Linked DNA regions of Mus musculus: regions 2 and 3 are each linked to region 1. Evidence: chromatin loops called from intact Hi-C (ENCODE). Cell type or tissue: heart. All regions are shown on one strand. Each heading gives the region's core, and the rest is flanking DNA. Links, peaks and the distances in the headings are about the cores only.

Evidence for each region. Peaks named below come from ENCODE experiments on the same cell type or tissue, not always from the same donor. Only the 100,000 strongest peaks of a DNase experiment are listed, where the experiment ranks them.
Region 2: a loop joins it to region 1, with 2.4 times the contacts of the local background. A loop is called at or near these places in 5 of 42 quality-filtered maps.
Region 3: it touches region 1 in a loop (2.7-fold over the local background); 5 of 42 quality-filtered maps call a loop at or near these places.

Annotation. Positions count from the first base shown.
Region 1 is chr8:105,852,560-105,863,333 of GRCm38, reverse strand. It overlaps Thap11 (THAP domain containing 11), which reads right to left and starts at 8,231. Exons shown (of 1, transcript NM_021513.2): 1 at 6,384-8,231. The coding sequence starts at 7,973. The coding sequence ends at 7,056. It overlaps Nutf2 (nuclear transport factor 2), which reads right to left and starts at 2,801. Exons shown (of 5, transcript NM_026532.4): 1 at 2,629-2,801. It also overlaps a transcript of Cenpt not described here. In heart, for the core only: a CTCF peak has its summit at 8,546; DNase peaks (open chromatin) are centred at 7,353 and 8,253; H3K4me3 peaks cover 2,308 bases; H3K27ac peaks cover 2,356 bases.
Region 2 is chr8:105,702,125-105,710,972 of GRCm38, reverse strand. It overlaps Enkd1 (enkurin domain containing 1), which reads left to right and starts at 2,765. Exons shown (of 8, transcript NM_198299.2): 1 at 2,765-2,816; 2 at 3,050-3,149; 3 at 3,230-3,424; 4 at 4,235-4,407; 5 at 6,213-6,338; 6 at 6,459-6,622; 7 at 6,724-6,860; 8 at 6,952-7,321. The coding sequence starts at 3,065. The coding sequence ends at 7,112. It overlaps 4933405L10Rik (RIKEN cDNA 4933405L10 gene), which reads right to left and starts at 2,684. Exons shown (of 4, transcript NM_027655.2): 1 at 2,458-2,684; 2 at 1,960-2,177; 3 at 1,389-1,573; 4 at 728-1,312. The coding sequence starts at 2,541. The coding sequence ends at 876. Pard6a (par-6 family cell polarity regulator alpha) reads right to left here. Exons shown (of 3, transcript NM_019695.3): 2 at 8,577-8,799; 3 at 7,479-8,365. The coding sequence ends at 7,611. In heart, for the core only: no CTCF peak of the experiment used is centred there; a DNase peak (open chromatin) is centred at 2,862; H3K4me3 peaks cover 2,060 bases; H3K27ac peaks cover 1,500 bases.
Region 3 is chr8:105,712,107-105,722,880 of GRCm38, reverse strand. It overlaps Gfod2 (glucose-fructose oxidoreductase domain containing 2), which reads left to right. Exons shown (of 3, transcript NM_027469.5): 3 at 5,231-8,837. The coding sequence ends at 6,129. Among named protein-coding and RNA genes, the nearest start is that of 4933405L10Rik, 9.2 kb to the right of the region's middle. In heart, for the core only: a CTCF peak has its summit at 8,526 (motif pointing left); DNase peaks (open chromatin) are centred at 7,610 and 8,510.

The DNA.
Region 1 (10,774 bases), core at 6,670-10,669:
CAGTCTCACAAGTGCTAGGACTACAGGCATATGTCACCATTTACATTTTAATTAATTAACTAATTTATTTATTTTGGTTTTTCCGAGACAGGGTTTCTCTGTATAGCCCTGGCTGTCCTGGAACTCACTCTGTAGACCAGGCTGGCCTCGAACTCAGAAATCCGCCTGCCTCTGCCTCCCGAGTGCTGGGATTAAAGGCGTGCGCCACCACCTCCTGGCTCCTGAGAACTTTTTTTTTTTTTTTTTTTTTTTTTTTTAAAGATTCATTTATTTATTATATGTAAGTACACTGTAGCTGTCTTCAGACAATCCAGAAGAGGGTGTCAGATCTTGTTATGGATGGTTGTGAGCCACCATGTGGTTGCTGGGATTTGAACTCTGAACCTTCGGAAGAGCAGTCGGGTGCTCTTACCCACTGAGCCATTCCTGAGAACTTTTAAGGAATAAGGAGAAACCCAAATTTCTTGAACACTATCTTTTTGATCCTGAAGATGCAAAAGTATACATAGCCTAGTGTTTATAAAGTTAAGGTTTGATTCCTACCCAGCACTATGAAAAGAGGGGAGAGGGAGAGGGAGAGAGATATCTCCTCTGCACACACCACCCAAAAGCTTGGAATATGCAAGCTGATCTACAGCCATAAACACAACTCATCTAAAACTGAGACAAGCTGGAGTTGGTTTTAGTTCTTTGAGGCGGGGTCTCATGTATCCCAGGCTGACCTTGAATTTCCCATGCAGCTGAAGATGTAACTTGTGATCCTCATGTTCCTACCTCTATGATGGTAGGTAAGTAAACTGGACTGCAAGCTTGTACCACCATACCCAGTTTATTCAGTGCTAGTGATCAAACAAGAAATCTATCAACTGAGTTACATCCCTGTCTCCAAAAAAAGTGTGGAAATAGCTGCTTTTAGTTCCAAGTGGCTCCTACTTCTTTGACCTTTTATGTTCTGTGGATAGTCCTTCCCAACTGCTTAGCTTAGCACACCAGGGAGTCTCTCCAGAGCCTATTGGCTAAGCCTTACTTCCATGTGCTTAACAGCTATAATAGAGATTAAGAAGCTGAGTCAGTCCATAGAAGGTAGGCCCTGGTGAGAGCTGAGCAATTTGCTTGTGGCCTTTGACTAGGGAGAATGACTGGACAGAGAACTGTACTGGAGGGGGAAAAAAAAAATCAAGTGAAAGCCAGAGCAACAGTACTGAGGAAATATTCAGGGAGCAGGGGGCGCTAAAGATAGTGGCTTTCAGCTTTCTGGCCCTAAGTCAGTCATCCTAAGAGACTGGGCACTCTGCTTGCCCAGGTCTCTGGGACCTCTTAGGCCTTTTAAGAACTGTGACACAGAAGCCAGCAACAGACCAGAGAATTCAACCTGACAAGAGATGCTTTCTGCCAAGTCCTGGGAGCTTTTCTCCACTAGTTCCTAATCATCACTCAAAACAGAAGTGCATTCTCAAAGCCTGCCTACTAGTAACTAGTCAAATACACTACATCTCCAGGAATTCAAGGTGATGGATGACCTGAGGTGCCATTGCTAAGGTACTTTCTCTAGACCCATCCAGCTTCTTGACTGTTCACAGGCAGCCCTAGCACACGTGAAGAGAAAGCAGACATCGTGACTTCTAGTTCTAGATCTACAAAACAACTTCAAAAGGCAAAAACAGTCTAAGCCAGTGCCATAGGCACAAGGCCCCTTCCACCTTCTCTGGGCTCAAAAACCTCAAGCATGGAGTCCATTTCTTCATGAATTAAATCCGACCTCATCACTTCAGTAAGGAGTCATCTTCCTGCTAACTCTAGGAGGTTCTAACGTACTTTAGAATTGGGCCCTGACTGAGAAATCTAACAAAAACACTGGAGGCTCACACAACCCACCCCAGAGCTGGAGTCTAGTCATGGATAAGATTGGAGCTGCCTCTCCAAAGATACTAGGTCCTTATTTTCCAGGACTAGCTAGAGGTAAAGTCCCACGAGGCATCCCCTCCCACCCCAGAATCCCTGCCCTTGTCCTCCATGCTGGACACTGCAGCACCGGTTCTACCGAGGTAGAGGTTAAGTTTCGTGCACTCCCAGCAGGCAATCAAGCAGAGAAGCGTTCACCTACATCCTAGCCGGGCTATGGTTTGGAACCGGGCAATGGTCCCAAGCCCCAGCAGCGGCAGGAGGGCCACCCTTACCCATGCTGGCTCTGGAGCGAGCTGGGTGGCGTTGCCCATCCCCGGATCTTCGCCGGCGGGTGGTGGGACGTGGGTCTGGGATCGGCCCGCCAACCTGCCTGCAGAGGTTGCAGGATTCGAGCAAGCCAGGCAAGGCCACACAGGGCCGGGCCCTGAGAGCTATCCTGATCGTCCGGACAAAAGAAAAAGATCTGGCCATCAGCCAAGACACAGGGTGGCCCGGACAGCCGTCCATCAGGCTCTCAGCATTCCCCGGGCCGCGGCCGCAGACAATCCGCGGTAGGCGGAGCCGCGCGCGACACATGGTGCGGGCCCCGTGCCTCTTCGGGCCGCCGTGGGGGTGTGAAGAGGGGAGGGGCCTCCCAGGGCCTCGAAGCAGAAGCTCCCGGCGGCCTAGAGCGCGGCTCCTGCGGCCCAGCCCCCGCCCCGGAGCGCTGGCCCCAACACTCACCCGTGGGGCTGGCACGATGGCGGCAGCGGCGGCGGCAACCCAGCGCGGTCTGCGACCGACTGTCCCTTCCCCCTTGCCTTCCCTCGCCCGTCCCGCTGCACTCAGGGAAACGTAGTCCCAGTATGCTCCTTATACGCCTTAGTGAGCTTAGCTAGAACTACATTTCCCAGAATGCCATTCGCAGAGGCGCAGCCACGGCTCGCAGCGCGGGAGGAGAGGCTAAGTTAGGGAGGGAGGCGGTCCGGGTGAGCCCCTGAGAATTGTGGTCTAGCGGAAGCCTCTGGAACACGGAGTTGGCGCCAGGCAAGGATCAGGTCTCGGTTGTAGCTGGGTCCCAGCTGGCTTGGCCCCGCCTAAGTGTATGTGGCCTATGGAGCCTGACCCCGCCTCCATGGGAGCCTGGTTTAGCTTGGAGCTGGCTGGCTTGTCCCAGCAGCCCCTCCCTAGGCCCCTAGTCCAAAGCCTACTCCCTTTAGGCGCCCTGGCTACCAGCTCTGCTCCTCTAGCATCAACCCACGGGGGCGAAACCCACTCCTCTCTTGTTCAATGAGTTAGCTGTGTCTCAGAGGAAGCCACTTATCCCAAAGTTGGTTGGAAGGTAACTAGGTTTTTATTGAAACTCTAAACACTCATCTAAGGTGGGCCCATAGTTGGAGAGGTTAACCTCACGTGTACAGAGAGGTATTTTTAAAAACAGAATCGTGAGGGTTTTCTTTTTTTGATTTCCAGGTTTACTTGTTTTGTTGGAGCAGACAGGGCAACTATTTTTGTTTGTTTATTTGTGTTGAGGAGGGATGAGCCACGACATGGGTGTGGAGGAGAGAAGCAGCTTTCTGGAGTCAGTTCTTCCACCATGGGGGCCTTGAAATCAGATTCTCTCAGGTTTAGCGACCCACGGAGCCAGCTCACCTTCCAACTTTAATTTTTATTGAAAGATAACTGGCGAAACGTAATTTTCCTAAATGGCCAGACTGTAAATAATCTTCCCACCCCTTCCCCTTTACTTTCAATATCCTTTTCAGTTTCCTGGGTGACACAAATATTTGAAGTAACGCCTCTCCGTCCCGCCTGTGCTGGGCAAATGGCTCTGCTACCAACCCACAGAACCACAGAAAAGGAAAATGGCTGCAAACACCCCTATCTTCCTAGTCAGAAGACTCTTTAATACTTCTGTTTTGCCCTCTTAGCCTCACCCCACCTCCTGGAGATGACTGATAAAACCAGGCTAAGCTTCTTGATTAAAGCCCCTGTCTAAACTGGGCAGTGGTGGCACGTGCCTTTAATCTCTGCACTTGGGAGGCAGAGACAGCAGATTTCTGAGTTCAAGGCCAGCCTGGTCTAAAGAGTGAGCTCCAGGACTTCCAGGAGACAGAGAAACCCTGTCTCGAAAAACAAAACAAACCAAAAAAAAAAAAAAAAGAGAAAAAAAATCCTCTGTCTATCCAGACCACTTTGCTTGGTCACTAAGAACTCCATGTTACCCTGTTGGCGACACATCAGGAGCCTGACCCCACCAAGAAAACAAAACACAAGCAAATCATGAGACAGGATGAAGGATCCAAGGAATGTTGCTAATGGGTTCAAAAGAACCAAGGTGACAGCATCTGTTCTTTGGAAGACCAGGAACTCAAGGACAGGCTGGAGAGAGAAGCCCCCATTCTAAGGGAAGGGTATTGGTTGGTAGCCTGAAAATACACTGCTGTGTTTTCACCACCTGATCACAAGCCAGAGCTAACCCTAAGAGGCCGATGTAGCTTCTTCCTAAACTGGGCACCTATACAGCACATACAGCAGCTTTCTTTTTGTTTGTTTATTTGGTTGGTTGGTTTGGTTTTTTTCTAGACAGGGTTTCTCTGTGTAGCCCTGGCTATCCTGGAGCTCACTCTGTAGACCAGGTTGGCCTCAGAAATCCGTCTGCCTCTGCCTCCTGAGTGCTGGGATTAAAGGCGTGCTCGACCATGCTTGGCTAATACTGCAGCTTTCTCAAGACCCATTTCCCAACTCAGAGCCAAAGGACAAAAAGGGAAGTAGACCCTGGTGTCTTGGGTTCACTCCAGCTTACAGTCATAGTCAAGTTTAACAGAGCCAGAGCCTAAGGAGGTAGAGTACACGCATGTCCCAACAGTCACAGAAACAGGTAATGTTAAAAGGCATCTACAGAGCTACAAAGATGAATCAATAGTTAAAGAGTACATCCTGCTGGGCGTGGGTGGCACATACCTTTAATCCCAGCACTTGGGAGGCAGAGGCAGTTGGATTTCTGAGTTTGAGGCCAGCCTGGTCTACAAAGTGAATTCCAGAACAGCCAGGGCTATACAGAGAAACCCTGTCTCGAAAAAACAAAAAAAGTCACTCAGGTCTCCCCATTAGCTTTGAGCTGAATTACTTACAACTACAGATAAAAATGCCATCTTACCTGTCCAATGTCCAATCTAAAAACTGAGGCAGCCAAACCAGTGTAGGGATTACAAACCAATTCCTTAATGCCCTCTGCTCACCTACCTCTTTCACAATGAAGGTATACGGGAATGAATGTATCTGTAACAAGTCGCTGGTGCCTGAAAGAGCCGAGGCTGCTTCTAGCTCTGGACTTCACTGGTTTGTTAATTACATCCACATGTGTTCCAGACACTACACGTCCCAAGAGGTGAGATAGTAAACAAACTTCAACTGTAGATGAGAATTCAAGAACGAAATTAAGCCCAGCATGGTGGTGCACACTTTTAATCTCAGTCAGAGACAGGTACATCTCTGAGTTTGAGGCCAGCCTGGCCTACCAAGTGAGTTCCAGACTACCCAGGGCTACAGAGAGAGACCCTGTTTCAACCCTTCCCCACCACTCCTAAAGGAAAAAAAACTATCAAGAATCTAGATGAACTCTGGGCATGGTGGCACACGCCTTTAATCCCAGCACTCGGGAGGCAGAGGCAGGCTGATTTCTGAGTTCGAGGCCAGCCTGGTCTACAGAGTGAGTTCCAGGACAGCCAGGGCTATACAGAGAAAAACCGTCTCGTAAAAAAACCAAAGGAAAAAAAAAAGAATCTAGAGGAACAAATCAATTCCCATTTCCTTTTCACCTTTTGGCTTAAAAAGTCAAGGGAAGGGATGGGAAGATAGTTGAGTTGGGAAAGTGCTTCCCTTGCAAGCATACCCATAGAACCCATGTAATACAAAAAAAACAAAACATAGGCATGGTGATGCAAACTTGTAATCCTAGCACTGAGAGGCACACACACAGATTCCCTGAGACTCACTAGCTGACCATGTGGCCTATCTCTGGGTGAGACCCAAGCAAGTGAGAAGACACCCCGCCCCACCCGCCCCACCCCACCTGCCCTTTCCAGAACTGAGGGCTGAACCCAGGGCTTTTTGTGCTTGCTAGGCAAGTGCTCTACCAATCAGCTAAGTCGCCAACCCCAAGTAGACCCTGTCTCCAGAAAAAGAAAGGGCTGTATAGAACCTCTGGCAGGCACCCCCTTCCTACACACATTGATGTATGTACACATACACAACAATCCAGAGAAACAATGATGGACAAACCAAGGCCTTTCGTGCAGCTTCCAAACTCTTCGGAGTGACCTGAACAAGGGACTTTATGAAGATCTATGTGCTTTATGGAGAAACCGGGTCCAGTTGTTTAAAGCATCTCTACTTTCTGGGCTAGCCTGTTCTTTCAAATAGGCCAATACCTATCTATATCCCCACATTTCAAGGACACTTAGCTTTAATTAAAAAAAAAAAGTCGAAACCCAAATAAAAACCTTACTTTTTTGTTTAATTTGTTTTGCCAAACAGTGAAAACTTCAGTCTAATTGTACAGAAAATAGAATTTGTAACCAGTAGCAAACATAACGAGATAAACCTAAGTCCCTGGTGAGCTGGATCTCCATCAGCAAGTCACCCAGAGCCCTCTCATAAATGACCTTCTGGGTAGAGAGGTCCTAAGAGACAGAGGCACAGATCAGCTAGTCCCCATCAGAATCACAGACTGCACCTGAACCGGGTAGCATGGAAAGGAGAAACGATGTTACTGAGATCTCTTATCACTACACACAGCAAAGCTGTCTCTGATTGCTGGCCAACCTGAAGAAGTGGTTTCCTCAAACCCACAGTCCCTTAAGAGTTCCATCTGCACCCCCTCCAGGGTAAGTTCCAAGTTCAGTGGTTCTGAAGCCTGTGTATAACCAGAATCTGCAACATAAACTGGGGAGTGAGAGACAAAGTCATAACTGCTGGTGTCACCAGATTCTGAAGTCCCCAACTCTTACTTCACGAGGAGACGAAAGAAGGTGCCAACTGACCAACTGGAGTCCCGCTGTCCTAAACCTCGGCACTGTCAACAGGAATACTGGGGAGTACAACATTTGCCTGAGGATTCCTTGGGCTGGAAGGAGTCACGAATTCTGCAGGTTTCTGGGGGGAACCATTCACATGCCGTGCTTCTTACGGATGACAGCCATGGCAAGCAGACGATCCTTCTCTCGAAGTTCTTCACGGAGCTTGGCCTCGGTGAGACGCAGATGGCGGATGCTACCCTTCATCTCCTTCATCTTCACTTCCATCAGGGCCAAGATGTCCCGCTGCTCGTTCAGCTTGCGCAGGAGCTCCTCCTCCGTGGTACCCGAGGACAAGGAGTACGAGTGGTCAGAGCCAGTGTCAGGGAAGCCCTCTTCCCCTACCACCACCAGCTGAGGGCCCAGAGTGCACTCAGCGGCCTCCAGCCCAGCCGTAGCAGCCTCTAGCTCTGAGGCGGCGGCAGCGGCGGCTGCCCCTTCAGCAGCTGCAAACTCGACTTGCACTGTGAGGTCGATGGGCTTCACATCATCTCCCGAGGGAGTCGTGGACACGGGAACCACGGATCCCGGAGCCTGGTTGCTGTCTACGGCGGCCTGAAGCGTAAGAAGCACAGCTGCAGAGGCAGACACCAGGTTCGGCTGCAACTGGGTGGTCTGGGCAGTGGAGGAGGACGGAGACGGCTGCTGCTGTTGCAGCTGCTGCTGTTGCTGCTGCTGCTGTTGTTGTTGCTGCTGCTGCTGCCTACGGCGGGCTGCCGCAGCTCCCGCAGGTCTCCGAGCTACTTTGCGCTCATTGACGCCACGCAGCGGGAAAATGGTGGGAACGCGCACCGTGTAGGTCTTGCGGCCGCCCTGAAAGTGGACGCTGCAGAGACGGTGGCCGGTGGTGGGTTGGAAGGTGGAGAAGCACCCACTGACGCCAGCACGGGACACGTTCTTGAGCCAGAGGCGCCGCAACTCAGCGTCCTTGGGAAACGTGTAGAAGTGCAGCGCCTTGTCCCGGTGTGAATTGTTGTAGCAGCCCGGAACGCAGCACGTAAAGCCAGGCATGGCTGCGACGCGCGGCCCGGCCCACCGGCCTCTCGAGCTCTTCGACGGCCGGGTCTGGCCCCTGTCTCAGCTCCTCGACGGGCGGCGCCGCGCGAGGCTCTCAGAGGCCTCTCACTATTGCCGCCCGGCGCAGTCGTCCCGGGCCGAGGCCCCGTGCCCAGAATATGGTTGCGGACCGCCCGCGCCGCGCTACCCACCCGGCCGTCCGCCTGCGCTTCGGAGTCGGCCCGGGGGACGCCGCGAAGGACCGCCTGGAAAGGAGGACTACGCCCCCCACAATGCACTGCGCCAGAAGCCTCTCACTTCCGGGATGGGGCGGGCTTATTCCGGCGGCTTTCCTGGACACCGCGATATCCTGTTCAGAGTCGATTATTTTCCAGATGAAGCTCGTCCTAAGCGAAAGGTAAAAATGTATTCGAATGGAACGTTATGGCATGGGCTACCCTTCACAAGGATCCGGAATCCTGATGGTACCGGGCGCGTGCCTGGTGAGCGCAAGCGCTCTGGGTATAAGAACACAAAGACTACAAGTTCCATGATGCCTCAGAAGAACGTTTTGGTGCGGCCGCGGGCTGCAGCGCCTCCTAAAGGAGAGGTGGAGTTCCTGCAGACCAGGATTTGAATGAGGTTCTGCAGCTTGCTATAAAAAACACCCCACCCCACCCCACCCCCGACCCCCAGTACCTTGGAGTGGACTGCATTCTTTAGCCTAGAGGAAACCCGAGTCCTCCCAGAAGAACTTCTGGAGTCAATTTCTTATATTGGGAGCACTCTCCCGACTCTCAGCTACCTCTTACATGGATGGACTCACTGACCTAAACCATGTCCCTACTAGCTGCTTACAATGTGCCAGACAGTGAAGGGAAAACACATTCAAGGCAATTGGTGGCACACGCCATTAATCCCAGCACTTAGGAGGCAGAGGCGGAGGCAGATTTCTGAGTTCGCGGCCAGCCTGGTCTAAAGAGTGAGTTCCAGGACAGCCAGGGCTACACAGAGAAACCCTGTCTCGAAAAAAAAACAAAAAACAAAAACCAACCAAACAAACCAATATATAAATATCGTATAATATTTTTCACATTTATTAATTTTAAAAACATTCAAAGTAATGGGAGATATGTTTATACATATATCATGTGTGAGAGTGGGGGAGTAATGTTTGCATTTATGCATGTTCATATGTGTGCCAGTGAGTGTCAATTTCTGGGTATCATTCATTCCTCAAGGCCCTTGGCCTTTTCTTTTTTCTTTTTTTTTTTTTTTTTTTGAGACAGGATTTCTCTGTGTAGCCCTGGCTGTCCTGGAACTCACTCTGTAGACCAGGCTGGCCTCGAACTCAGAAATCCACCTGCCTCTGCCTCCCAAGTGCTGGGATTAAAGGCGTATGCCACCACGCCGGCTGGCCTTTTCATTTTAGGCTGGCTGGCCAGTTAGCTGCAGGGATGCACCTCTAGCACTGCCATTATAGGCATGGGACACAATGCTTGGTATTTTTTTTATTTATTTATTTTTGGTTTTTCAAGACAGGTTTTCTCTGTGTAGTCCTTGCTGTCCTGAAACTCCCTCTATAGACCAAGCTGGCCTCGAACTCAGAAATCAGCCTGCCTCTGCCTCCTAAGTGCTGGGATTAAAGGCCTGTGCCACCACTGCCCTGCTCATGCCTGGCTTTTTAACTTGTGAGGAAGAATCACATTGATTCAAACCCACAAAGCATTAAAGAAGATACTCAATTTGACTCTACCTTCAGTACATAAATAGCCTTTAACATACTCATGGACATTCAAATAATATCTAGTAAGTTGAAAGTAGGGACTGTGCCTGGTCTTCAGCACCAAAAGCAAACAAAGTGCGCAATTTCTCCCCAGCACTGTCTTACCTATCCTCTGGACTTGGCATCTCTAGTGAAAAGCAAGAATCATATTGCATGTCTCTGCTTCTAATCTTGGGTCCTCTACATCTGTTTCCCTTGTGACTGCCAAAGAAAATCTGACAAGCCATGGGTCGCTCAAGGGGGCTGGAGAAATGGCTCAGGGTTTAAGAACACTGACTGCTCTCTGGAAGGTTCTGAGTTCAAATCCCAGCAACCACAGGCATGAATCACAAGTTCAAGGTCATCATCTGCTGCGTGGAAAGTCTGAGGCAAGTCTGAACTACATACAACCTGTCTCAAAACAAAACAACAGTCGGGCGGTGGGGCACACGCCTTTAATCCCAGCACTTGGGAAGCAGAGGTAGGCAGATTTCTGAGTTCGAGGCCAGCCTGGTCTACAGAGTGAGTTCCAGGACAGCCAGGGCAATACAGAGAAACCCTGTCTCAAAAAAAACAAAAAACAAAACAAAAACAAAAAAAAAACCCAAAACCTGTCTCAAAAAACCAAACCAAAAACAACAACAACAACGAAAAAAAAAAAGCAACAAAAAACCCAAACCAAAACAAAACCCAAACAAAACAACAACAAAACCCAAGACTTCTAAAGAAAATAAAAATTTAAACGGGGTGCAATAGAAAACACCTGTATTCTCGCTCACCTGCTCTTGCTTCTACTCCCCCCCCCATTGCCCTCCTCCCTCTCTCCAGGTGCCCATGGGCGACCTCTACTCCTCTATTCTCTCTGCCTCTATGTCTACTCCCTCATCTCCCCTTCCCATGCCCTGAATAAATCCTGTTCTATACTAACAAACAAAAAGAACGGAAGGAAGGAAGAAAACACCTGTAACGCAATCAAACAGAAGTGGAAGCAGGAGGCTTAGAAGTTCAAGGTCATCTTGGACTACCTAGGGATTTTGAGGTCAGCTTGGGC
Region 2 (8,848 bases), core at 1,002-5,001, 150 kb after region 1:
TCTGCAAAGTCAGGCCCAAGTCTGGCTCACCTGCTACAGGTGTGCAAGACCACACCTGGTTAGTAGGAAACCTTCAGACAGAAGAAAGCTGAGCCACACCGAAGACTGTCGGGTCCAGGCCAGACGCTGGGACAAAGCAGAATGCAGGCAAACTGCCTGGAAGAGGGTTAGACCAGCTGAGGTACCTGGGCAGGACACTCTCCACTTTCCTGTTTCGCTACCTTCAGACTATACAGTGTGCTCCAGGTTCCCATCTTTGTCAGCTGTCACTCATGCTAGGATGAGCTTTGGTGATGCAAACTGTCTTTGTGTGATTTCTGCCCCCCACCAAGTCACCCCATTAAGTCGGGCGTGGTGGCACAGGCCTTTAATCCCAGCACTTGGGAGGCAGAGGCAGGCAGATTTCTGAGTTTGAGGCCAGCCTGGTCTACAGAGTGAGTTCCAGGACAGCCAGGGCTATACAGAGAAACCATGTCTCAAAAAAAAAAAAAAAAAGTCACCCCATTAAAACCCATTGTTTCACGGAGTCAGACTTTGGTGGTCTGTGTACTTTGGTCTGCCTTGGACTCCCAATCTGGGGTGAGTAGACATGTTCTCTGACACAAATCTGGTAGTACTCAGGAATCCGTCATTCAAGGTCCCCACTGATCCACACGACCAGCCATCCTCCTCCCTGCTCCCCAACCTCTTTCCCAATGCAGGCATCATATTTGAAGAATCACATTCTAAAAGGGGGGAAATGTTTATTTTCAGTGAGCGCAAATTCTCAAGTGTAGACAAAGACTAAAATTCCTTCCTCCACCTGATGGCTTAGGCCGATGGACTTAGAGCCATGGTTTAGGCCTAGACCAGGGGTATTCTCAGTGGCTAGATGGTCACTTGTACTGAGGGGATAGAGGGGGCACAAGAGGGGCAGCACAGACACTCAACATCTTGTCGATATCCACTTGCGTCGTCTTATCCACCTCAGCCTTGAGGCTGCCACTCACCCTCAGACTAGACAGACCCCCAGGCTCCTCTCCAACCTCCTCTACCAGAGGAGGAAGATTATGGGTCAGTGGCACTAACGGATTAGGGCAGGGTAAAGCAAGGCCTAAGCCCAGCTCACCTGCCACGGGCAGCAAGGTCTGCAGCTGCAGCTGTTCCACGCCCGGCTCCTCGGGAACCAGTGCTAACTCGGCCTCAGGCTCTACCTCGGGCTCCCTGTCCCCGTCCTCCTCCTGATTCAGCTCTGGGTTGCAGTAGTTGATGTATTGGTACAGTGGCCGCAGGCGCTGGGCTTTTCCTGCAAGAACCCAAGGCAGAGCAAAGGCTAGAACACCAGGCTGTGCCATGTCAGCCTCAGAAGACAAAGAAAACAAGAGAAGAGCCCAGGGACTGCCACTCACGCTCCAACCCCAAGGTCTCGGCGGCGGGTGCGGATGCGCTGGCCACAGCGGGCGGCACAGGAGCCCCGCCACTCTTGCGTTTCTTGGCTTTTTTGTGCTGTTTCGAGGACAGTGAGGATTCACTGTGGCTGCCTTCTGGCTCCTCCTTCTTCTGCAGCACCCCCGGTGGCAGCTCAACTTCTGACCTAGGATGGACATGGTGCTTGGCCCTGGGAGGGCTGGGGAACCCAAACCTGGGACAAGAGGCCTGAAAGAGGCAGGCTTCAGTCTTTGGTTCCTATATCTTGAGCCTAGGGCTTACCCCTGCCTGTCCACTAGAGCTAGTTAGCTGTCCATTTCTTAGACAGTGAAGCTCCAAGCCCAGTAGAGGCTCAGCATTTATGGTAGCTCAGTCTCCTTGCAAGATCTAGAAGTCCCAAATCCATACCAACCCCCCAGCCCCCAAGTTCTAGAGTTGGGAGTGAGGGGTATTGGTCAAAGACAAGAATCTCTGCCTTGAAGGAATGGGGATTTAGGAATCTCCGGGCATAAGACCCACCTTCCCAGCCCTTCCCTCCGAAAGCCCTCTCACTTTCTCTTGGGCCCATGAGCTGGTCTCACGATGGATGACGTAGGCTTGGGTCCTCTCTCCTCTCCTGCTTCCACCCCTGCATTGAGCCCTTCCTCTCCCACCTTTATTCCTTCCTCCTGGAGCTCTGGCTCTAAGCTGTGCCCCACGGGACACTTGTCTTCGCCTGGGCTCCTGCAGGTCTCATGTGCCGGCACCAGACACTCTTCTGTTCCTGGACACTAGAAGATACACATAGGTCATTGGGAGCCGATGGCCAGGCAAAGTATTGTGGGGATCAGTTATTCAAAGCCCAAAGCTGCTGCAATTGGAGTACATCTCCCTTGGTTGGGGGGGTGGTGGTGTCTCCTAACTACATATTGGCCACAAAATATGAAGGTAACCAGCTTAGGCCTCTCTACTTGTAGGGCTTGGCCTGGCAGTTAGAGGGTTGGGTTACCTAGAGTCCCACCTCTCCTGCCCTACCCCTCCATCTCCCGAGCTTTGAAATGCCCAAGTCACCTCAAGGCTCTCTGCAACCTGGGCTAACCCTACTGCTGCCCCATTCTGGGTTTCTGGCTGCCTCTTGGCCCCTTCTGAGGCCATAGGCTATGAGGAATCAGTGCATCCCTCGACAGTTGATCAGAGAAAACCTCAGGCCCAGAGCGGGGCTGGACTGGTACTCAGTGCTGGTAGGGGAGACAGGTTGAGAGGTAAGGCTCCTGTTGAGACCCGAGACTTAGAATCACTCCTCATCTGGAACTACAAACCCCAGAAGGCTGTTCGCCTTAGTCATTTGACCCCTGACCTCAGGAAGCCATTTGTTGCCAAGCAACAGCAACTCCTACCGGCTTGCAACAGTTGGCGGTAAAACTGCTCCAGTGAGAGCCCTCGCTGGGGCTTGGCGGGGGAGGGGCGGCGAACCCCTCTGGGCAGTGGGCTAGTCGCGGGGCGGTGGTACAGTCTGCGCCTAGAGACGGGCGGTCGTCGAGGGGTGGGGCTCGGTGATGGGGGCTACCGCGGGGATGCAGGGCTCGGGTGGAGGGTGGAAGCACCCGACAGGGATTAGAGGGGAAAGTTGCGCAGCGCAACAGGCCCTGGTGCACTGTTGCAGGGCTGCGGTAGGATCATGTGCGAGGGCCCGTCCCGCATCTCTGGACCCATCCCCCCAGACCCCACTCTCTGCCCGGACTACTACCGGCGGCCGGCCTCGGGTGAGTTGCGGGGTGCCTCGGCGGGGCGAGTACCCCGCCCCACCCCTGAGCACGGCTTTCCACCGCGTCTTGCTCCTCAGCCCAAGGACGCCTGGAAGGAAACGCGTTGAAGCTGGACCTGCTGACTTCAGGTCGGGACCTGGACTCCAGTCCTCCTCGTGGCCCTCGCATCAGGCCTGAAGCCCGAGAGATCCTAGAGCGTGGCCAGCGAGGCGTGGGGGACGTGCTGCTGCAACTGGGGTGCATCTCCCTCGGTTCGGGGGTCTCTCCTAAGAGTAAGTCCTTGCAGACGGGGTATTGAGGCATTCTTAGGTCAAAAGCAGAGATTAAAATAGGGTGCTTCTTAATTGCCTTGAGCCCATGCAGTTAATGTTCTTTTCTGGGTCTTAGTTTCTCTAGCATAAAAGAAGGGCAAAATACAATACCTCCTGGCAGGATCAGAGTCTATCCTTCTGCAGAAAGCCCTCGCTTCAAGCTTTCACACCTTGATGGAGCATTGTTTACTTAGTGCCTACTTTGTGCCAAACCCTGTAGCTGTTAGGAAAACGGGGTTAAAAAGTATGGGAGTCGTCCCAGGGTAGGGTAGTATCCAAGGGAGGCTTCCCCTTCTCTGAGGAGAAGAGAAAGGGGTAATGGGGGGGGGGGGATTTGGCACAGGCAGGACTGGGAGTAGAGGGGCTACAATTGGGATGTGTGAATTTAAAAAAAATTGGCGGGGGGAGTATGGGAGTCACAGTTGGAGGCAATGAACAAGACAGGCCATGTGTATAATATACACGGTGATTAATGGTATGCTAAATCATAAAATGTAGAAGATAACCAGGAGGGTGACTGTGGAAGGGAATAAGCTGATAACTGTGCTGTGGGTATGATGTCTAACTTCCATGAAGAGGCCTTGGTTGTATTTAAAAATGTGTGTGTATGTGTGTGTGAACCCAGGGCCTCTCTTCTACCAGACATCTCCCAGATTGTCTGAGAGGTCTTTCTGCCAAGGGTAGGGTGTGAATCTATATTCGATCTAGTCCGAGGTGCATGGCCATTTGGTAGGGCTGTCCCTAGCAATATTCCTCCCTGCACCCTTCCAGGGAAGAATCCAAAGGACCATGAGAAGGAAAACTTGAGGCGGATCAAAGAGATTCAGAGGCGCTTCCAAGACCAGGAACGCAGCCGGGAACAGGGTCAGCCTAAGCCACTGAAGGCACTGTGGCGCTCACCCAAGTATGACAATGTGGAGTCTCGAGTCAAGGCCAGGATGAAGGTATCTGTCCCAGGGAGGCAGACCTATCCATCTTGGCCAAGGCAATTATATCTGATCTAACTTACAGAGCATGTGTGTGCGTGCGTTCATGAGTGCGTGCGTTGGGGGAGATGGTGATCACAAAAGACTAAGACATCTGGGTGGACTTTCTCTGGGGAGCTGATGGCATCAGGTCAAGGATTAGGCTAGAGGAAGAGAACATTCCACAGAGATAAAACCCCACAGGTAGATTCTGGCATCAGAGGGAGTAGGGGCAATGGGCATAGTGGGCATAATTCAGTTTGTAAGGGGGAGAAGCAGAAGGTTTGAACAGAAAGCCAGCAGGGTACATATCTGAAAGAACTACCTAAGTTACCTAGTTACATGTGATATTGGAGATGGAATCGTGAGACACATGCACACTAGGTACTCATATAATATACCCACGACCTTCCTGCTAACTCATTCTCGGTTCCCCTATCTCTGTGTCTCTGTTTCACGCAGCCCAGGCTGACCTCAAACTCTTTGACTTTCTTTTTTGTTTTGTTTTTGTTTTGGTTTTTTTTTTTTTCGAGACAGGGTTTCTCTGTATAGCCCTGGCTGTCCTGGAACTCACTTTGTAGACCAGGCTGGCCTCAAACTCAGAAATCCGCTTGCCTCTGCCTCCCAAGTGCTGGGATTAAAGGCATGGGCCACCACGCCGGGCTACTCTTTGACTTTCTAACTCTCCTTTGTCCACCTCCTGAGCGCTGGGATTAAAAGTGTTCACTACCACACTACTTTCTCTTTTTCTTTTAATTCATTCATGACTTCTTTGAGATTAAAAAAAAAAATTACATGTCTGTGTGGCTACATGATTGTCTGTGCACCAGAGTCCAGAGGAGGGGATGGGCCTCCTGGGACTGGAGTTACAGAGAGCTGTGAACTGTCCTGTGCTATTGCTGAGTTGTTTCCTACTCCCACCCCCAACCATACCCCACCCCCACCCCACTATCTCCACTGCTACTTTGTTTCTAGACAGAGTCTCCCTGTGTAGCCTAGAATAGCTTCAAACCCATTATGTAGCCCAGGCTGGCCTTGAACTGGCCTAATTTTCCTGCCTTAGTCTACCGGGTTTGGACCACCACTCTCAGCTCATTTCTTTGAGTTTATAGCTTGCTCTTTAGCCCCAGGCTCTCCTTGGGTTCTCTCCATCACCTATCCTGGCCCTAAACCCTTACTCTTTCTCCTTCAGCCTCCTGAGACTACGGGCATGCACCGCTATTTCTTACATTTTTTTTTTTTTTTCCTGAGGACAGGGGCAGGCAGCAGCACTTAGGTTTTGGAGGTAGTTACTATTTCTCTATCCAGGGACCCTGAAAGAGACTCAGGATTGAGAGAAAGGACAAGGTCACATGAGACTGGAATTAGGCTGGAGCATCTGTGGCAGTGCCAGGGGGTAGGACTGTGTCCAGGAAGCAGATGGATACACAGCTCTGGGTCTCACTGGTGAGCCCAAAATGTTATTGACAATCAAATCGAGGACAGTACGTCTAAGGGAGCAGCCCTTGGTCTTGGGGGCTTGGAGGCAGCCCTTTGTAATGTTCGGGTGCTAGCTAGGAGGAAAGGGTGGTAGTAAATGAGGCCGAAGGAAGTAGTAGGTTTTTTTTGTTTTTTTTTTTTTTTTTGTTTTTTTTAAGGCTGTGAAGAGACAGGAGGGGACCCACAGAGATGAGCATAGAAAAGTTCTTAGAGGAAGGAGGGACCGAAAGGGGGATGGCCTTGTGGGTTAGAACCTTAACTTCAACCTCCCTGGTTCTAATGCCGAACCGTACCCAACCTTCCAGGAGCTTGGCCCCACCTCTGTGACAGAACCTGCCCACTTTCTGCGGGCACACTCCCGCTGTGGCCCTGGGCTCCCACCATCCCGTGCCTCCAGTCCTCAGCTCGCCCTTCCAGGTCCCCAAGCTAAGGTGAGAGAGCAGGTCTGTGGGGACTTGACGACCATTTGACAGGAGTCCCGCGGGTAGAGTCGGTACAGAGGTGCAATGTAGTGCCACGGGGTCTCCACCGTGCTTGCCATGTCTCTGCAGGGACCCGGCCTAGGCGTGGATTTCATTAGTCGCAACGCCCTAGCTGCCAAGAGAGCCCCCCGGCGCCACTCCCGCTCCCTGCAGGTCCTTGCACAGGTTCAGGAACAGCAGCGCCAAGCCCAGGAGCGCTACAACGCCACGCAGAAAGGCCATGTGCCCCATTAGTGAGTAGGTCCCGTGCGCTGTCAAGTGCGGTGAGAGACCCCTGTGGAGGCTGAGAACCAGTGTGTCTTAGTGTCTTCAGCCCCGGGCCTTGCCTTCACAGCTTGTTGGAACGCAGGGACCTGTGGCGGAAGGAAGCGGAAGCTCGCCAGCGTAGCCAGCCAGACCCGTCCATGCCCCCGGGCCACACACTCATGCCTGAGAATCAGCGGCTGGAGACCCTGAACAATCTGCTACAAAGTGAGTACTTGGGCAAGGGTGGCGGAAAGGGAGCCCATGAGAGAACCATGCATCCCTACCCAACACTCACTGGTTCCGTGCCCCTTTGTAGGCCAGAGCCAGCTGCTACGTGAGCTAGTACTATTACCTGCTGGGGCAGACTCGCTGAGAGCCCAGGGTCATCGTGCTGAACTGGACCGGAAGTTGGTGCAAATAGAAGAGGCTATCAAGATCTTTTCCCGACCCAAAGTCTTTGTGAAGATGGATACCTAGTCCTTCCCCGCTTGGTACCCACCAAGAGTAACAGGGAGATATGTGTGCGGATCACCACGTGGCTGCCAAGGGCAGACTCAAGCCCTGTCATAGCTCAAAGACAGGAGCGTTGGGGTGGGCAGAATCGAAAGCACTTCTTAGTCACCAGGGGCTGCAGAAGGGCCACCAGCCTCCCAACTTCTCTGTCAAAATTAAACCTTTTGTACACAGTGGCTGTGTTCCATAGGAGCTGTCTTAGAAATGCTAAGCCCAGTGGGCCTCCTGCTGCATCACCCACCATAGGATGCCCTCCTGCCTATGTCCAGGGAAGAAGGCAGACGTACAGGATCAGAAGAGATCGGGGCTGGGACACAGAAGGACCACATCTACATTTGTAGAAAACCTTTAATGTTCACCAGACTGAGAGGGCTCTGTGAGCAAGCTAATCTTCTCTACCCAGCTGGAAAGTCCAGGCCATGTTCCCGCAGCCTAAAGTGACAAGGGCTGCATCTTTGCCTGTCAGAGGCTGAATCCGCTAACATCACCTCGCATGCCATTCCCCCAGCCAGAATTGGCTTGCTCTCTGCTATCCAAGGAGGGCAGAGAGCTGCCAGCACCAGGAAGTAGGCAGCCAGGTTGCAGGTCCCAGCACAGGGGCCCCTGAGACAGCCCATTAGAACAGGGAGGGTGGCGATTCTCAATGACCAGGTCACTGCTGTCATCGTCACTGTCAGGATCAGTAGGCCCAGGCCCTACAGAGGAAGGCCCTGTCAGACGCCCAGATGCCCCCCGTACCACATTATTACGCTGGTTGGCAGGCTTGACAGTGACGATGAGGTTGTGGCTGTTGGCGACCATCATGTCCGTCACTTGGTCCAAGGTCTTCCCGGCCACCTCAATGCCGTTGACCTCAAGGATCTCATCACTGACCGCCAGCAGCCCTGTACTCTCAGCCAGGCCCCCACGTACCAGGCGGGAGATGAAGATACCTGGAACCCGCTCCAGGCCCTGGGGAGCCACGCGAACACTCATGCCATCTCGAATGTAGAAGCCCAGGGGACGGTCTGAACCATGTTTGTGCAGCCTCACTCGTCGGTGGGTCTCAGGTAGTAGGTCCACATCTATAACTGAAGACACCTGGCGGAAATCTTGGGGCAAGCTGATTAACAAGGGTGGCCTGGTGCGCAGAGGTGCCACTGGTCGTAGCAGGAGCCCTTTCTTGCGCCTTTGTAGAGAGTTGGAGGCAAAAGCCAGGCCACTCGAGTCACCTTCTGCTGCAGGAGAGGGGGGGGGACTAAGATTAGAGACTTCTCCCAATTGGGCCTGTGATAGGGACAATGTCAACTGTTTTCCTGCTACTTGGAGGTCAGACCAAGGGCAGAGGCTACAGAACATAAAGCCTGGGGGCCCTGGGTATGATCTACCCTGATATACCTGTCCTATCACCCTAACCCAAGAAAGCTGCCCACTGTACCCCATCCTCACCCCGTTTCTGAACCAAGAGGCGCAGAGGTGGGGGCCCGCTGGCCAGGGCCCGGTGCAAACTGTCATCGTTGGTGAGGGGCAGCAAGTCACCGTGAGCATCCGTATAGCCAAGCAGGACGTCCAGGCCAGGGATCTGGTGTACCACACACAGCAATCGCGAGAACTCCTGAAAGCCTCTCACCGAAGTGCGGGGTAGTGCAAAGCGTCGGAACTCGGCGTCAAACTGGAGGCGGGAGGGAAAGGGAACGGAGTGTCAGGACATCCCAAGCCCC
Region 3 (10,774 bases), core at 6,494-10,493, 140 kb after region 1:
GTGGACGGCTCAAGGGTCAGGGTGCTTGGGAGGTAAGTTTGAAGGTAGCCGTCAGAGTAAGATCTTACCTCAAGCCCATGCTCCCCCCAAAAGAAGGAAAAGCATTTCAAAATAGTAAACACAGAAACTCTGCCTGGAAACTGTAGCCGATGTGTTTATAAAAAGATGAAGGGGAGAGAGGATATGTTCTATGGAGGTGTAGTCAGGTATGGGGGAAGGGGTGCCTCCTCGGGCCCATGCTGAGGGACCAGTATAGTATAGAACAGAGTTCATTCAGGGCATGGGGAGGGGAATTAAGAGGGTAGCAGAGGCACAGAAAAGTGAGCACATGGAGGGGGGGGTGGGGAAGGGAAGAGAGAAGGGAAGAACGAGTGGGAGAGGGAGAAAGAGGGGGCAAGCATCCCTTTTTGTTTGTTTGTTTTTCGAGACAGGGTTTCTCTGTGTAGCCCTGGCTGTCCTGGAACTTACTTTGTAGACCAGGCTGGCCTCGAACTCAGAAATCTGCCTGCCTCTGCCTCCTGAGTGCTGGGACTAAAGGCGTGTGCCACCAAGCATTGATGAATCTTAAACATTTGAGTTAGAGGAGGCCCTTCTGCTCTAGTGCGTGTTGGTTCATCCTCTCCTGTGATGAAGGCAAAAGTGAGCGGCTGACGGTTGTACCGAGCCAGGTGCCTTACCTTCGCTATCTCAGTTAATTCAGTCATCTTCCCTGGAGGGTGGGTTGACTCATTTTACAGTTAAAAAAAAAAAAAGGCAAAAAGCCAAACCCAGACAAAACTCACACACATCGACAGGGGATGCCAGTCATCCAGTGTGAAGTGAGAACATTTTTGATGACAGAAATTTCTGGCCCTGGTGCTCAAGTTTATCACTAATACATGGCACTTTTTGGCTATTTGGCAGACTGGAGGCCACCCATCGTGGGAGACATCAGTCACGTGTATTCTTTTCTCTTCTCTTCTTCTTCTTCTTCTTCTTCTTTTCTTCTCTTCTTCTTCTTTTCTTTTCTCCTCCTCCTCCTCCTCCTCCTCCTCCTCCTCCTCCTCCTCCTCCTCTTCTTCTTCTTCTTCTTCTTCTTCTTCTTCTTCTTCTTCTTCTTCTTCTTCACTTTATTGTAGAAAGGCAGAGAGAAAGAGAAGGTAGAAAGAGAGAGGCCAGCCACGTGGAGGGAAGGGGAGAAGGAGAGCTAGAAATGAGAATAAGAGGTAAGAGCTTAAGAGAGCTTTTTTTTTTCTTTTTTGCTACAAGATTTATAGTCAGTGGTAGCCAGTGTTTGTGGGGAAAGATGACCATGTTGAGCCTGTGGGCAGCATGGATTCTATGGACAGACTCCATCCATCAGGATAAGCTGTGCGATCCACCGGAAGTCATCTGTACCCAGTCTTTGTCTCACCCAAAGACACTCAGAAAGCGCGTTAAACCAAAGTTGCGAACAGCAGGGCTCTTGTAGATCTGCACACCTAGAGTGGTGTGGGCTACAGTAAGGGCCCAGGACAGGGACATCAAGGTTTGGAGCTGTGCCTCTCAAACCACACAGCACCTATGGAACCAGGAAGGTCATCTGGATGGCTCTTGTGCGCCCAGGAGCACAAGCTGTTGAAGATGGGCTTCCATCAGAATCAGGAACTTTGAAGGCGTCCCTCTCAAGACTTCCCTGGCTGTGATGGTGTTTGATCTACCTGTCCTGTCCACTCTTTGGTGCTAATAATCATTGCCTCTCTCTGACCACAAAGCTCTTAAACACGGCTGCGCCATCTCCAGGGTGGCCAGTAAAGGGTGAACAGAGGAAGGACCATGGTAGGGAGAAGAGCTAAAGGAAAAGGTTGGAAGGGTCTCTGGTCAGAAATCAAGGTCCTCTCAGTAGGACCACTAATATTATTTTGTGGTTTTTCAGTGCCTGGGGATTGACCCTAGAGCATGCTGGGTTTATTATTGTATATGTATATATAGGGTGTTTGTGTGTGTCTGTGTCTGTGTGTGTATGAGTGTGTGTGTGTGTGTGTGTGTGTGTGTGTGTGTGTGTGTGTGTGTGTATGTGCGCGCGCACCACAGAGTACACGGTGGGTGGCTCAGCAAACTTCCTGCAGTCAGTTCTTCCTTCCTACCATAGAATCTAGCTATTGTACTTAAGTCATCAGTTTATATAGCAAGCGCTTCCCCCAAGCCCCCACTGAGCCATCTTGCCAGCCCTAATTCTTTTTAAAACAAGGCCTTTTGGTGTAGTCAAGGCTGGCCTCCAACGCATAGTTCCCCTGTCTCTGACTCCCAACCGCTGGAATTACAGGCATGTGTTAACCATGCTTGCTGCCAGGACTTTGACTTCTGTTCTGATTGAGATATAAATCTATTGGAAAGGTTTTTTTTTGGGGGGGGGGAGAAGTTAATCTGAAAACCATATTAAGTTTTGTGTTAGATTCCCATCACTAGAACAAAATATTTGAGATATGCAAAGGGAAGGAAGGGCTCGCAGGGAAGTGTCAGAACATAATTCCAGCACTCGGGAGGCAGCAGGCAGGGGCCTCTCTGTGAGTTCAAGGGGAAAGGTTTGCTTTGCTGGATGGAGGTTTTAGCCATTTAGCCATGGTGGTAACTATGTCTTCTCTGGAACCTTGTGGGCTAGATGAGAAAGGCAAAGAGCATGTGGTAGGACAAGGCTGTTCAGTGTGTCTGTTAGAAACAGGCTCTCACTCTGTAGTCTTGGCTGGCCTCAAGCTCATGACCCTTCCGTTTCAACCTCCAGTTGCTATGATGGCAAGTCTGAGCCACCTGATCCAGCTTAGGAGCAAAGCTGACTTCATCCTGGCAGTGGGGAGGCACAGAGAAAGAATAGGGAAATAAATGGCCAGGAACTCAGTAGCTGGCACAAAGGAACAGCCTCTAGCAGCCTTGCTTCTGTCCAGAGGTTTCCTTTCCCGGGAGCACCAAGTGTCGGGGACCAAACCTTTGACTCATGGACTATGAAGAATGTCAGGATGCAAACTGTAACAAGCTGACTGTGGTGCCACAGCAGAAGCAGAGACCAATACGTGACCTTTGGGATAGCTGAGTGTGGCCTTGAACTCCTGATCCTCTTGGCTCATCTTCCAAGAAATGACTGTTGGTATAATCCTGGAAAAACAGAACAGTAGCCACCTGAATGAAGAGAGTGGCAGTCAGGACGGCTTAGACCCTGGGTGTAGCTTAGTGATGAACTCCACAGGGTGTATTGAAAGTTAAATGTATGAGGGCTGGGGGAAAGGGCTGGCCATGAGAGCCTGAGCCAGGGTTCCCAGCATTTCTAGCACCCACATAAAGCAGGGCACAGCAGCACGTGTCAGATGTCCTAGAGATAGGGGACTTGCTGGCCACCAGTGTATCCAAATCCAGTGAGAGACAGTGCTCAAAAATAACGTGGCCTGGTGTGTAGGTACATGCCTAGAATCTCCGCATTCAGGAGGGAGAGGCAGGAGGAGCTCTGGGAGGCTAGCCTGGTCTACAGAGTGAGTTCCATGCCAGATGTGGCTACATAATTATATATGGAGATTAAAAAAAAAAAAATGGAAAAGAAGACAGCTGATGTTACCCTATGGCCTCCGTGGGCATGCATTATGTGACCAGCTCCATATGAGCTCCACATTCAAGCATATATATATTTGCATACACCACACAGACACAAAATCTTCCTAAAAGTGGCATGAATGAGGTGCCTCCAGTGAATTTTTTTTTTGACCCAGGGAATTTAGACGGGGGGGAGATTTGAGGAAAGGACTCTCCAGATCCCCATTTTGGATTGAACCTCCCCCTAGAATGTCTTGGGAGGGAATGGTGGCTGTTGTCTGGCTACTTTCCCAGATCACTTTAAATACCACATAGTCTCTCTGGCTCTGTGTCCTGGTGTCTTAGCCTGGTGTCTTAGTTAGGGTTTTACTGCTGTGAATAGACACCATGACCAAGGCAAGCCTTTCTTTCTTTCTTTCTTTCTTTCTTTCTTTCTTTCTTTCTTATTTATTTATTTATTTATTTATTTATTTATTTTTCGAGACAGGGTTTCTCTGTGTAGCCCTGGCTGTCCTGGAACTCACTTTGTAGACCAGGCTGGCCTCGAACTCAGAAATCCGCCAGCCTCTAACTCCCAAATGCTGGGATTTGGGTGCCACCACCACCCGGCTAAGGCAAGTCTTATAAAGGACAACATTTAACTGGGGCTGGCTTACAGGTTCAGAGGTTCAGTCCATTTTCATTAAAGTGGGAGCATGGCAGCTTCCAGGCAGGCATGGGGCAGGCAGAATTAGAGTTCTACATCTTCACCTGAAGGCTAAAGCAGAAAACTGACTTCCAGGCAGCTAGGGTGAGTGAGGGTCTTAAGCCCACACCCACAGTGACACACCTACTCCAACCAGGCCACACCTCCTAATAGTGCCACTCCCTGGGCCAAGCATATTCAAACCGTGACACCTGGCATGCACCCAGGATGTTAAATTCCCTGCCTTAAAGTCTTGATATAGGTGCATCCCCCTCTCTGCATGCCCTTTGTCCCTGCTCTGTTAGTCCCAGGAACTCCCCTGTCAGGCCTCCCTTGGTCCTGGCCATCTCAGTGCCCACCACACTACTGAAAGGACTTCCTCTTGCAGTTACCGAGACCTTTTCAATGCGCTCTAAGTCTCCTCCCTCTGTTCCAGATCACCTGTTTCTTTCTATAAGCAACATTCCTAGGTCATCTACCTTGGAGGGGTGTGTGTGTGTGTGTGTGTGTGTGTGTGTGTGTGTGTGTGGTCTGAATGTTAGGTAATCTTCCTGCCTCCACCCTCACTCCCACCCCAAATGCTGAGATTATAGGCATATCCCACTTTATCGGATTTGAGAAATAAATTTGTGTGGTGATGGCACATACCTTTAATCTCAGCACCTGGGAGGCAGGGACAGGCATATCTCTGAGTTCAAGGCTAGCCTGGTCTACAGATCGAGTTCTAGAATAGCCAAAGCTACCTAGAGAAACTTGTCCAAAAAATAAACAAGCCCGGCAGTGGCGGGGCATGCCTTTAATCCCAGCACTTGGGAGGCTGACACAGGCGGATTTCAGAGTTCGAGGCCAGCCTGGTCTATAGAGTGAGTTCCAGGAAAGAGGGCTATACAAAGAAACCCTATCTCGAAAAACCAAAACAACAACAACAACAAAACCAAACAAAAGATTGTTTCTCCCTCCCCCCCACCCCAAAGAATTTTGAAAATTTCCCATTGTCTTTTGTCATAGGAATTGGGAAGAACGTGGTGTGTGAGAAGGCAGCGACATCCATGGACGCCTTCCGGATGGTGACCGCATCTCGCTACTACCCACAGCTGATGAGCTTGGTGGGGAACGTTCTGCGCTTCCTGCCTGCCTTCGTGCGCATGAAACAGCTCATTGCAGAGCACTACGTGGGTGCCGTGATGATCTGCGACGCTCGCATCTACTCCGGGAGCCTGCTCAGCCCCAGCTACGGCTGGATCTGTGACGAGCTTATGGGGGGCGGGGGCCTGCACACCATGGGTACCTATATCGTGGACCTGTTGACCCACTTGACTGGCCAGAAAGCCGAGAAGGTGCACGGGCTCCTCAAGACCTTTGTGAGGCAGAATGCCACCATCCGTGGCATCCGCCATGTCACCAGTGATGACTTCTGTTTTTTCCAGATGCTCATGGGTGGGGGGGTATGCAGCACAGTGACCCTCAACTTCAACATGCCAGGTGCCTTTGTGCATGAGGTCATGGTAGTGGGCTCCGCAGGGCGCCTTGTTGCCCGGGGAGCTGACCTCTATGGGCAGAAGAACTCTGCTGCACAGGAGGAGCTGCTGGTGAGAGACTCTCTGGCTGTGGGCGCAGGGCTCCCTGAGCAAGGTCCCCAGGATGTCCCACTGCTTTACTTGAAAGGTATGGTCTATATGGTTCAGGCCTTGCGTCAGTCCTTCCAGGGGCAGGGGGATCGCCGTACCTGGGACCGCACCCCTGTCTCTATGGCTGCCTCATTCGAGGACGGACTGTATATGCAGAGCGTGGTAGATGCTATTAAAAGGTCCAGCCGGTCTGGGGAGTGGGAGACTGTGGAGATGCTGGCAGAGGAGCCAGATGCCAACCAGAATCTAAGTGAAACACTTCAGCGGAACAACCTGTGAACCTGCGCATGCGCGCTTCCTCCCAAGGGCCAGAGGCTCCAGGGAGGGCACTGGGACCTGGGATTGGCTGTAGCAGAGACACGGTGTCGTTTTTTAAATAAATCAGCTTGGGCCAGGGTTAGGAGCCAACTGAAGGTGGCCAAGGAAAACACCCATCCATCCATCATTGATTCCTCAGACTTGCCTGGGGACCCCTAGCTATGACGCACCTGCTGTCATAGCTTAGGCTAGCAGTGTGTGCAGGATAGAGCTGTAGCCTGACCCCTTGTGGTTCTGCCAGTGAGCAGGGCCAATGAAGATCAATATGGGCTCTTCAGGCTGAGTTGTGGTCTCACAGGATGAGAAAACCCAACAGGAACTAGCTTGGTTGAGTCCTTAGGGTAGATGGCAAGAAACCTTGCCTGTTGTGGACCAGGGCATCTCAGGACTGGAGAAGGCGGTGACAGGTCATCCCTTAGGGATCTTCCCCCACCCTCCCATTCGATCTGATCTTTTCAGCCCCCTTGCAAGCCCTTCCAAGAGAAAAGGAGGTTTCTGTGTTATACATAACTCTGGGGGGGGGGGGCAACTTGGCAGAGAGAAGACAAAGGGGAACTGTAGAACATCTGAGAAATGTCAGTAAATAAGTCAGAAAAGAACTGACATCATGGTGTGTGGTCGTTTGTTTGGGGTTGGATTTCTTTAATAATGGAAGGCTTGTTTATGGCTGTAGATCTGTTGTTGTTCTCCCTTCTTCACGAGCTCGAGCTCCAGAGCAGCTATGAGAATATGGCTCCCAAACGCTCTCCAAATATCTGCAGCAGAGAGGATATGAGGCTCCCTGTTAGGCTGCTGCCAAACCTGCCATTCCGAGAAGACAGGATGAGAGCCTGGGGACCCCTAGCCTGGATGTCATGAGAGGTTCTTTTTATTTTATCTGTCTGTCTGTCTCTCTGTCTGTCTGTCTGTCTGTTTGTTTGTTTGGGACAGGGTTTCTCTGTGTAGCCCTGGCTGTCCTGGAACTCACTCTGTAGACCAGGCTGGCCTCGAACTCAGAAATCCACCTGCCTCTGTCTCCCAAGTGCTGGGATTAAAGGCATGTGCCACCACACCTTGCTCTTTTTATTTTTTAAAGATTTATTATATATTTATGTGTCTGTATGTGTATCTATGTTTGTGTGAGCTCATGAGTGCAGGTGCCCACAGAGGCCAGAAGATGGCATCAGATTTCCCAGTGCAAGAAGTGGGTGCTGGGAACTGAACCTTTAACTGCTGAGCCATCTCCAGCCCCGCGGTTCTGTTATGGAAGCTGTGGTGTGGCTGGCTCCAGGAGAGCCCTCGGGAGGAGCTTAAGGAGGAAGGGGCCTGTGCCACCCTTTGGAACAGGTTTAACTGGCACTACTTGAGTCAGCCAGCAAGCCACCAGCTGTGCTTATTAACTGGGACAGGTCGGAGCTGGGTGGGGACTTGAAGGTGGAGGATTCGGCCCCTTTTGTTCCCCTTGTCATCTGCTGGATTATGATGTCTCAATGAAGCCTGTTCTTTCTTCAGATTTCCCCCTTGTCTGGGCTCCTTGCCAAAAAGGCCTAGGGAGGCCTTCCTCTTCCTCTTCCTCTTGGCCCAACTTATAGAAACCATCGGACCTATGTCCCCGTGCTGCCCTGATTTCAAACATCGTCTCTGTGAGGCAAAGTAAGGTTGGAATGTTGTTGCTGGGCTGGCTCTCCAGAGTAAACCATGTTTAAGGCCAGCCTGGTCTACGTAGCAAGAACATGTCTCAAAGGAAAACAAAATCTATGCCTATTGTCTCTGACCAGGGGAAGCAGAGGCAAAGTTACTAGGTCGGGACTTTAGCTCCTAACCTTAAGGTGCCCTTATTCCAACCCTGGGGAATCTTCTCTCAGAAACCTAGGCATTCATTGACTTTCTGCAGCAAGATTCAGCCTGGCTTGAACGACGAAGGCGCTGCACAGTGCCCACCCTCAGGAAGCTAACAAGACTGGCCATTTCTAGCCCACTCAGCTCAGCTCCAGCTGCCCTTGTATATTTAATTAATATGCCAAGATCCCGCCTAAGTTGAGGATGTCCAGGAAGACCAAAGCTGTACCTGTGAAAAGTGTTTTTTGCTGACTTGGAAATGTTGGGTAGGTTTTAGAGATGTTCGTGCTCAGAGATCGCCTCCCAGTGCTGGAAGAGGGGGTAAGTAGACATGGGGCGGGACTACTATTATGAAGACACAGGGACTTTGAGGGCACCTCTCAGAGTCTAGATCTAGACCCCTGACAACTTCCCACCTCCCTGGAACAAGAACTTGCAGTCACTAAGAATGAGGTGAGCTGAGCCTTTATGGCCCAGATGGTGAGAGTCCCTGAGCGAGTGAGCCAAACTAGTTCTAGACTTGTCCTGCAGCGCCCCCTACTGGAAGAAGGCAGCAGCTTTTAGGTAGAAGTTTCTTCTGAGTTAGCCCTTTGATAGATCCCAGCCAGATGAGAATTTCCAAAATGCCTGTTAAGTCTTCAACCTCCGGAAGGGGGTTGGGGTGGCTGAGAGATGGTTCAGTGGTTAAGAGCACCAGCTGTTCTTCCAGAGGTCCTGGGTTCAATTCCCAGCACCTACATGGCAGCTCACAACTGACTATAACTCCAGTTCTGGGGATCCTACACCATCACACAGACCTATGTGTTGGCAAAAAAACAATACACATGAAATGAAAATAAATAAAATTTTTTTTAAAAAAGGACTGGAAAGAAGGCTCAGCGGTTAAGAGCACTGACTGCTCTTCCAGAAGTCCTGAGTTCAATTCCCACCAACCACATGGTGGCTCACAACCATCTGTAATGAGATCTGATGCCCTCTTTTGGTGTGTCTGAATACAGCTATAGTGTACTTACATATAATAAATGATAATTTTAAAAAATTTCCACTTGAAAAAAGGTCTTTGACCTCCAAGTAAATCTAGGCTTTCTACTCACAAAGTCATGATACCCGCTTCCGACCTCTCACCAACAGCTCACTCCTTGTTCTTTGCTTCATAAGCAATCTCTCAACAATGTCAGACTATGAGAGAAGCAGACCCCCAAGACACCACCAATCTGCACTCGAGTGACAGAGAACTCAGCTGTCTTACCTCGGTCATCCCCGGATATCTTGTCTCAGGCACTCAATATTGGCTGGATGTACAGTGTCACCTTTGGCCATTCTCCTGATTGGTGGGGCTTTGTGATTGATAGTCTGCATGGTTACAGACTTCTAGCAAGAAACTGTTTTCTTCACGTTTTAAACACAGTGCATGTACAGAAGCAGATAGGCAGCAAGACGTGTGAGGGCAAGGCGATTATTGTGATGCTCTTTTGCAAGGCAACTAAGATGTGGCTCTCAGCATAAAGAGATAACATTTTATCCTCAGTCTAGGCTACAGTAGAGCTTGGCTCCTTCCTCCCACTTAAGTCTCTTAGGCTACAGTAGTTTATCATAGGACTCCCGCTTGTTCACACTCCTTCATGCTTGTGCAGCCTGAGTCCCTCCTAGCCGTGTTCTCTGCTTCCACTACACTAAGCAGCCCTCCTGTGGGCCTCTTCCATACCCAGACTGTTCTGTCCCTGGGTGACCTCAGGCCAGAAAGGCTCTCCAGGAACAAAGCTTCTCTAGGTATTGCTTCTCCCTAGGGTAAATGGCACTCCCAGTCTCATCCATGCCCCTCCATGAGCATCTAACCATAGCAATGCTTGTCCCATTGGCTGCATTGGAAAGATGCTAGGAAAGCAGACCACACCCATTATGCACCATGCTAAGTACAGGACTGGGCCTCAGGAATTGTTCTCTAAGCATAAATATGAACTGTCTTCGTGGTACTAGATCCCTGCCGCTCCAGCCCTGGAGAACCGAAAGAAGAAATGTTGGTACGCTTGAGTCATGCATGCTACAACAGACAAGAGTCCCTTGGTTCATAGATGCTGTAGAACTCTGCACAGGACAGGACCCCAGAGTTTACCATAAAGCCATATCTGCAGGCATCTACTGAAGTCATAAAATAAGGAAGTCAAACTCAGTTGTCTAGCTCTGAAACATTCCAAATCATGAGTGGTCATCTCAGTAGGCAAGCTTGTGTCTGCATGGCCCGGGTAGACAGTATCACCTGATGTGATCATTGGCAGGAGGCAGATGGAGAGACAAATGTCCTGACATTATAGCTTGTCCGTGACCTTGCTGTGGGCCAGAAAGCAGCTAGAGAGGCTTGCAATGGAGGGAGCAGCCTGGAATGATGGTAGGAAAGTGGAGCACGTCCATTCTGCCATGGCCTCTATCACCCCCATCCAGTGACCAGAGGCCATGCATGAGGTGGTGGCCTTTAGATGTTTTTAGCTGCTCTGGTCCTGTCAGCCTCTGTATCTTCCTCTACTTTGGCCTCCATGCCTTGAGGCCTTTGAGCCTTTGATGGGAGCCCCCCACTAGGTAGGGGTGACCCAATGATAATCTAGGGGTGCACAGTCTAATGAAAATACAGAACTCACAGTAAGAGAGGGATCAAAAGTGCTACAAACTCAGGGCAATGTAGTGCTTTCTGACTTAGCTGAAAGAGGGTGTGGTGTGGTGTGGTATGGGTATAGTGTGTGTGTGGTGTATAGCGGGGTCATGCATGTGCTAGCCAGGTAGAAGGATGCAGGAA